Linked DNA regions of Homo sapiens: region 2 is linked to region 1. A link is an interaction called in ENCODE POLR2A ChIA-PET data of the cell type or tissue named here. Cell type or tissue: MCF 10A. All regions are shown on one strand. Each heading gives the region's core, and the rest is flanking DNA. Links, peaks and the distances in the headings are about the cores only. Region 1 has its middle 91 kb from the start of SLC10A2. Region 2 has its middle 66 kb from the start of ERCC5.

The links. ChIA-PET counts read pairs that join two places held together with the same protein. Peaks named below come from ENCODE experiments on the same cell type or tissue, not always from the same donor. Only the 100,000 strongest peaks of a DNase experiment are listed, where the experiment ranks them.
Region 2: POLR2A ChIA-PET joins it to region 1 with 15 read pairs; 2 of 35 experiments call an interaction of 5 or more read pairs at or near these places.

Annotation. Positions count from the first base shown.
Region 1 is chr13:103,155,397-103,159,797 of GRCh38, forward strand. No RefSeq gene overlaps it. Among named protein-coding and RNA genes, the nearest start is that of SLC10A2, 91 kb to the left of the region's middle. In MCF 10A, for the core only: no CTCF peak of the experiment used is centred there; a DNase peak (open chromatin) is centred at 1,855.
Region 2 is chr13:102,909,698-102,914,098 of GRCh38, forward strand. No RefSeq gene overlaps it. Among named protein-coding and RNA genes, the nearest start is that of ERCC5, 66 kb to the left of the region's middle. In MCF 10A, for the core only: no CTCF peak of the experiment used is centred there; a DNase peak (open chromatin) is centred at 1,854.

The DNA of each region.
Region 1 (4,401 bases), core at 231-4,230:
CAGATGCTTACCAGCATCCCTGGCCTGGAACCACCAGATGGTCAGCAGCATCCTCCCCCAGCATGGCAATCAGAAGGGTCTCCAGATATGGCCAAATGTCTTCTGAAGGACAGAATCACAGCTACTTGAGAACTTCCCTCCAGAACTCTGTGGAGATCTTCATTTACTGCTTTTCAGAGCTGTAATTCGATTAGCCTCCATATCTCTCCTTCTGGTCTATCAGCTAGCTCTCTGGGAACTCCCCTTACCTGAGTCAGGAAAAACTTCAAGGCTCTAACTGTGAAGCCACCTTTTGCTCCTGCTAACCACAGAATCCATGGAAAGTTTTTGCTGCCTGGGGCCCCCTGGCTTTAACTTATTGCATCCTTGAGTCTCACAGGTGGTGCACTGAGCAATTATCATGCTTCACGTCCTTACTTGCACCTAGGTTTCTCTGAGCGCAGGGTGTGATCAAATATAACACTGGATAGAACGCAAGGGGTTGGGGGAGAAGGCCAGAGAGAATTTTGATTCAATTTAGTTTCTTGGGTAAAGGAATACATTTTGTATATGTATTCATTGTTAAATCTTCTTAAGCCTGCTGTTCTTCTACATGCATAGCTTTGATTTCGATTGAAATCTAATAGGAATAAGAGAACGAGGATCGAAATCTGTGAAATATATTCGCCCTCTCCTTGCACCTCATTCATTACACACCCTGGGTGCATTTTCACTCTTTCCCTTCTCTGTTAGTTGGCAGTTATTTCTTATTGCCCTTCTAATTATATTCTGAAGTCCTTTATAGTTCCCTATTTGTCTTGTTTTTCTAGCCTGGTTACAGCCCAAAATATATTTTCCACCTGTATTTTACTGTGTTTGCTTTTGTCACTTAATAATATTTGTTGTGCACTGATTATTTTTCAAGATTTTTTCCCCCAGGAGACAGTCTTCTTACAGTCTGTTGTGTTTAGATGACCGTGCCTTTAACTCTCTTGCTGTTTCTTTTGTCTCTGACAAATTTAGAGCAGCAGTTTGGAATATTTAGTGTTGTGTTTTTCTTGCTGAAGTTAAAAAGAAAATATCTCTGTGAACCTTCCTTTTAAGGTTCATGGTGTATCAGCATTTTCTAAACAGGTTTTCTCCTGGGTAGAGACAGCCGTGGGTGGTGCCCCACTTTCTCGGAGATAAAAATGTCTTTGAGAGACTTCTTAATTCTCTTCTGCTCATTCTCCCCTGATACCATTTCTTTGGTTGGCTTGAGAGATTTTAGCACTGTTCTTTACACACAGAGGATGACATAGGAATGGCATGCTCCCAAATGCACCATCAGGTGACCTCATTTTTGAGGATCATCTGTTCTAAAGGCTCTCTTCCTCCAAAGCCAGGTGCTGCGTCTTCTGGTGGCTCAGTCCACCCTGCCCCAGCTTTGCCTGCACTATCTGCTACTGCTGTGACCCACTAAAGAGTCAGATGGTTGAGCCATGAAGTCATAATTCAGAGTAGGACAGTGCTGACCAGAGGCTGTCAGAATACGTGTTTTATGTTGTTTTCCAGTGGTGGAGTGATTAAGCTGTAATGTACACATTTATTAAAACCATTTTGATGCCAAATACTGCGATACATAGGTAAACAATAAGTCTCAATTTTTAAGGCACTCACCAGCTCTTTGGGGGAGAGAGACACATATATAAAGCAGGTAACTTTGAAGGCTGTGATGCAGCTCTGCTGAGCTCTGTCTCCATCCCTCTCTACGCTGTCCAGTATGGTGAAGGGATGGATGTGAGCGTTCACCACTCTGGTTAGTGTTGTAACCTCTGTATGGAACTCCCTGACAAACAATGCAAAGAGGAAATGATGATCAGTTCAAGAAGGCTACTCACTCACAGTGCTGTGTCAGAGCCAGCTTTTACCTGCTTGGAAGGATCTGTTGCAAAACGTTCAGGAATTTTTTGAGCTGGTTGTCAAACAGGGACATTATGAAACATTAAATTACATAATCATAAGATTAAATAAATGATATCAAAACAAAAATAATAAATACTCAAAATGCATCGCTTTCTAAGTATTCAACTACATTTTACTGTTATCCATGTTTTTGAGGTTACTGATATCTCTTGTGTCTTTATGGTAGAAATACTACATAATGCCATGCTACTGTGCATCTCTCTCCCCAGCTCCACAAGCAGTGATATCTCACTGCTAGCTTGAACTTGGCCATGGTGGGAGTATTTATTTCATGGAAATTGGCAGAACAACTCAGGCTTCCCCATGCGATTCTCTCTACCTAGAGCTGGTTGTGAAACATTTACCAGCTCACTACTGCAAAGTTGTGTGTATTATATAAACAGGAAAACCATGGAGTTCAATACGGTCCCACTAATAAACAGAGGATGCCACCACATAAATCACAGCACCTGCAATTTGTCAGAATCAGAATAATATTTGCAATTCTTCCTATTGGCCCATATCCTGACATGTCAAAGCCAGACTAAAATACTTTATTCTGTTGAGTCAGGTACCCAAATGCTGGAACCTCTTGCTGTTGGAACAGATGTCTGTTACTAAATAGATTTTTTTCTAATTGGCTAAAAACCCCAAACCCTCACAGTTTCAGTAAAACAACAGAGAGAGGAGAAAATTAGTGGCTATTGGGGGTATGAGGAGAGATCCTGGGAAATTAGAATCACACAGGATCTCTTTTGCTTGGTCTTAGCCAAAAGGCTGAGAAGCAATCAAGATCTCTTTTAACATACACATGTCCATTTCTTCTTCCTGGAAATTATTTTAAGCCCTTAATCTTGGGTAATGTTGGATCCTTGAGAACTAGGGACGTTTAAAACTTTACTGTTTCTAGGTTAATAAAAAGTAAGCCAATAAAACCAATGACTATTGCCTTTTATTTTCAAATTAGTTTCTATGTCAGTGACCTACAAGTGACAGGAATGTCCTTTGATATGTGTGATAAAATCTAGTTTAAGAGAGAATTCTAATTCCGGAGATTGCAATCCCCAAGAGTGGCAGTTTTTGACTGAAATTGAATGAGCTAAAATTCTAAAAATCTTAGCTCTCCAAATTTTAGTCCATTGCTTCAGTTTTTTTTGAGAAATTGCTGCTTTATTTAGTGATATCATCAAAATCCACTCCACCCTTTATTTCTTTATGTCCTTGGTTCTCAAAACTTGAGTATGCTTCAGAATCACCTGGAAAAGTTGTTGAAACACAGAGTTCCAGGACTTACTTTGAGCTTCTGATTCACAGATCTGGGGTGGGCCACAGAACATGCATTTCTAACAAGTTCCCAGGTGACCCTGGTGCACTGGTCCAGGGCTGCACTTTGAGAAGATCTGTTCTACACAGATCTTGATAGGAAGAAGGCTATGTTGTAAAGGTTATCTAAGATGGGAAAGGGGAAATGGAGATATAAACATGTGGGACAAGGGAGGTAATTGAGAAAGTAGATCTTAAGGTGAGAGCTGTGAAGACTTAAAGCTGCCCATGGAGAGTCTGGGGATCTGAGAGTCTAGCCAAGGTTTAAACACTCTGGCCCCATGAAAGTGAAGTTACGGGCCAGCTGGAGGTGGGCTCCTCCCCAAATTGCCTTTAGGTGCAGGTGTAATTAATGGGTCCCCTGAGGCTCATGCATCCAGCCTGCCTACCTGAAAGCACTAGGCCAGTGTGCATAGTCTTGGCTGCACTTTAGCATCACCTGGAGAGTCGTAAAAACTACCTGTGCCCAGGCCCACCCCAAAGCAATTAAATCAACTTCTGAGGCTGCAATGTGGGCAGTAGACGTTTTCAAAAGCCAATTTTTCTGAAGGTGGCTAGGTCCTTCCCTTAGAGATTCTGATTTAATTGGTCTGGGGAGTATTTTGAAAAATATCCACTACCTGTAGTTTTTGAAATCAACGTAGATGATTCTAATGTGCACTTAGGATAGGGAAGAACTGCACGAGATAAACTCCTATGAGGCCAAGGATTTTGGTCTCTGCCATCTATAATTCTTAGTGTCTTACACAGTGCAGTCCTGGTACAGAGTAGTCCTTCAATAAACTTATACTGAGTATGTTAATTCATGATTGCTTTTGTGTGGTATCAGGCACTTATGAGGTTGGGATACTTGCGAAACAACTTAAGATGTGACTCTTCTTCTCTTTTTGTCAACAAAGGTGCTGGGGATATTTCCCTGTGTGACTGGCGCATGTCTTGGTGAGAGGCAAGACAATGAGATGCATTGGGAATATATGAAACTTAGAATTCTTTTTTCATTTAGACCAGGGATGGGCAATCTGCAGCCTTCAGGCCAAATCTGGTTCCTCTTTATATAGCTTTTCAGCTCAGAATGGCTCAAAAGAAAGGTAATATTATGTGTAAAAGTCAAATTTCAGTGCGTATAGGTAAAGTTTTATTGGAGCACAGTCATGT
Region 2 (4,401 bases), core at 105-4,104, 250 kb before region 1:
TCTCACAGTGCTATAAATATCATCAAATGAAAATGGCCACTTACATGAAAGATCTTTAATAGAAATAACTTCTCTCCTTTGTCTTGGCCAATATCTGCATGCATGGCATTTTATTTTTTATCAGGAGAGAGGTTGTTGCTACAGTGAATGACCCCCATTTTTTTTTGTTTTCATTTCCCTTGATAGCAATTTAAAGATGAATTCTCTGGGTTTTTGTCCCTTATCACTTTGATGCTTTGTTACTGACTTAAAAAGAGAGTTCTGTTGGAATTCTTGTTTTATTCATTGAAGAAATACATAAAGATACTAATAAGCTGATTTGGAATTTTAATAGACCATTATTAGCAATAAAACCAGGCAGCTGTGATTAGATGTCAAGAAATCTGCTGTGTTGGGAGTTAGATCCTGAAAATGTTTTGTACAGGGCTCAGGAGGAGAAAATTGTTTGCCCCTAACAAATGCTGTCCAGGCAGAACTGAGCGGGAAGATGGCCTGGCCTTCTGTTTAGAAAGGCTCTCCACAGGGTGCTCAGTTTCGTGCCTCTCTTCTGTTTTCTTCAAAGTCCCTATAAGAGAGTTCATTATAAAAGCCCTTCTTGAAGGTAAAGGCAAAATACCATTGCTAGGGATAATTTATAAGGGATTTAAATTCGCTCATGCCTCCCATTGCCTTTGGTGTGTTTCAGATAATAAGTAGAAGAGAAAAAAGAACATAGCAGAGTAGATGATGATATCTATTTGATTAGCTGACTTGACAGGTATTACCAAGAAATATAGTAAGAAAAATTAAACGCTTCACTGTGTTTATGATACATGTGAAACAATTGAGCAATTCAGTTTATTTGAGTTACAAACTCAAGTCAACAAAAGCAAAATAAAGATTCTTTTGTAAGTGTGTTTATTCTGACATATCAATTCCTCAGCAGAGGAATATTTGGAAAACAGGACAAGAATATATAGCTTTTACTTGGGAACAGCATAGATAATAAAATGACTATTAAATGTTTCCTTTTTAAAATGCTTCCTAGGCCAGCACGGTTGCTCACGTCTGTAATCCCAGCAATCTAGGAGGACAACATGGGAGGATCACCTGAGCCGAGGAGCTTCAGGACCAGCCTGGGCAACACAGGGAGACCCTGTCTTCACAAAAAATTTTAAAATATTAGCTGCATGTGGTGGTGCATGCCTGTAGTCCCAACTATTGGGAGGCTGAGGCGGGAGGATGGCTTGAGCCCAGGAGGTCGAGGCAACAGTGAGCTATGATCATGCCACTGCATAGCAGCCTGGGTGACAGAATAGGACCCTGTCTCAAAAAAAAAAAAAAAAGAAAAAAACCAGGAATGTTTAAAAGGCTTCTTGACTTTCCTGTGTTTACATTTGTAACATAAACATTGTTAATACTCATTTTATCCTTAATTTCCTGAGATTTCTGAGAGAAAATACAAAGTAAGGACATAGAATAAAACCTTTGCCAGATCTAGTTAGGAAGCAGTAAACATTTTACTGTCTAGTTTTGATACAGATAAAAAGCCAAATGAAACAGCTTATTGTGCAAAACCGTATTTAAGCTGCTTATAACTTTTAAAAAATACTTTCTCCTTTTGGAGTTGAGTAAAACTCCTGCACAGTAGGGTACTTGTTCACTTTGGTGTAAAATTGAAAAATTTACCAGGTTTTGAGTATTTAAAATGCCTGAGGGAAAGCTTGGGAAGATGTGGTTTTCAGGTGCATTTTGCAGTGGGGAAGTGACTACTAGCATAGCTATGTCCATCCATCTGTCCATGCGGTTGAAAGGTGTGCTCCAGGTGCCAAAGGCAAAATGAATAATGTACAGGCCTGGATCCCCGAGGCCTGCGGCAGAGGAGGCAAATATCTGCAAGGCCGAGGCGGAGGGAGGGGCCGCTGCTAGCTCAGACCTGCCATCTCACATTCCTGTGAAATGTGCTTCACCTTTCCATCATTGTTCTTTGTCTCTGGACCTTGAGTAGTTGCACAGCTTTTTGAGTCAAACTTTAATAAGAAAACCAAATGCACACTCTTGTTCTTAGGTGAGATAAAATCAAGATTGCATTTAAAACCTGGAAGTTAGGAGTGAATGAATGTGGAGCTTTATCACTGAAATGATTTTTCATCCTTAATTCCAAGGTAGCCTTTGCTTTCTCGTTCACCAAAGGCACCGAAAACACAAACTAGACCTTTGAGAAATGATAATATTTTAAGGTCATAGTTTCCTTGATCTCTGTGAGGCTCCTCTGTATTAAAGTATTTTTTGCTATTTTCTGACACAGATCGGAAACATGCCATTTGTTCCTGCCTTTAAGATACAATAGTTCAACATAGTGATGACAATTTTGAGACTATTTTGATGGCCAAGTGTCTCTTTTCTGGAGTTAAAAGTAGAGGTTCTAGTCTTTCAAGAAGCATTTCAACCACTCAGATGTCCTGGCTGGAAACACCTCCATTATTATCAAGTCCATGTTTCCTTTTAGCTTTTGAATTATTTCATCATCAAGGGTTATCAATTTTACCTCCTAAACTTTGCCCTTACAATAGCTATCAAACAGTCTCCTGACTTTATTTTTCTTCTGCTCCAACCCATTTCTCACAGTGTTATTAAAAAAATTATATATATACATATATTTAATTGACAAAGTATATGTTTATCATGTATAGCATGTTTTGAAATATGTATACTTGTGGAACAGCTAAATCAAGATAATTAACATATGCATTCCCGCACATACTTATCAAATTATTGTGATGAGAACACTTAAAATCTACTCTCTCAGCAATTTTCAAGGATACAATACACTATTAGCTACAGTCACCATGTTGTACAATAGATCTCTTGAACTTATTCCTCCTAACTGAAATTTTTCATCCCTTGACCAACAACTTCCATACACTGTCTTTTTAACTTTTTTTAAAGTCTTTTAGTATCATTTGGAAACATTCATTTAGGCAAAGCTTCCAGAAGCACACTCAAGGAATGAATGGGGAACGAAAGGGACACTGCTTTGTGGACCAGGTTAATTACATTGTCTTCCTAGACAATCTGAGCTTGCCACTGTCCTGGTTAAAACTTGTTTGTGGTGCCCTGTTGCCTTAGGTTAGAGTCCAAACCTGTATTCCAGGTAGAACGCAGGCCCTTGGCCAAACGATCACAGGCCAAGCTCTCTTAGTCTCCATCCTTTTTCTTTCCTTCTCCTTCCACCCTCTCTACCTCCTTTCTTCTCCACCCCATCCCATTTCCCTATCAACATGATGCTTAGTGACTTCCTCTCCCTCAAGCCCATTCTTCATCAGAGCCATTCTCTGCTTTGCCATCACTCTCTGAGCCTGGAATACCCATCTCTTTCCCATTTCGGTTCCCTGCTTATCTACAAAGACCCAGCTCAAATGTTCCTCCTCTATAAATTCCCAGAGCAGGCAGCCTCCTGCTCTGTACTCTCCATGATGTAGTCTAGGATGGCTATTTCACATCTCTTTGTCTTTCTTTATGTGTTCTGATCTCTGCCTTTTCAACTAAACTAAACTTTATGAGGCAGAGTCTATGTTTTTCATTTTGTGTACAATTGCCTTGCATTGGGCCTGGCATGTCACAGGTGTCAATAAATGTTTGTCAATTGAATAAATGAAAGTGTGTCACTTTTCTGGCTAATGTCATATATTTTTCATTTTGCTCTAGGTCTCCAGAAAAGAGCATCCATTGAGCTGAGTGGAATGAACTCAGTTAGTTGCTATAAAGTCTATACCTCGTCTAGCCTTTCAGTGATGATTCATTTATCCATTCTTTCATGTAATGCGCAGTTGTTGAGCATTTTCTATCAGGTGTTTTACCAGCCATTGAGAATGAAAAGATATCTAGGCCAGATATCACATCAGCTTGCTTGGAGCCCTTCTAGGAAGGGAAAGGAGCTACAAAAACTAGACTTGTCTCCTTACACGATCTGTGACAACTGTGAGCCTTCTGGCAGTTTGTTTCTAGCTCTTCTTTCAGTTTCAGCAAAAACTCGAGTGAGCTGAGGGCAGGACAAGTTGACGTATCGATCTAGTTATAAATGCTTCTAAAAGGTCCCTCCTGGCTTTGGTAATGTCTGGGCTCAGACACCTCTGCAAAGCTGAATTATTTCTAGGTCAACCATTTTGAGGTTCCTTCCTCCCAGATGAATGGTTAAAAACTCAGATAAGAAGTATTTTTTTAAGTAATGCAAGGTGGAAAGTGAATGGCTTTTGTTTAGTTTCAAACCGATTCCTCATCTTAGGAAGACAGAAGAGCGCTGATGATATCCTGGTGCTGTCGTTTATTTGTGGTGAATTTGCTAATTAAACGCCCACTCCCTTTTCTATTCCTCTCTGCTCAGCCTTCAGAAGAGTGCTGGCATCTGACTTAAGCAAAAGG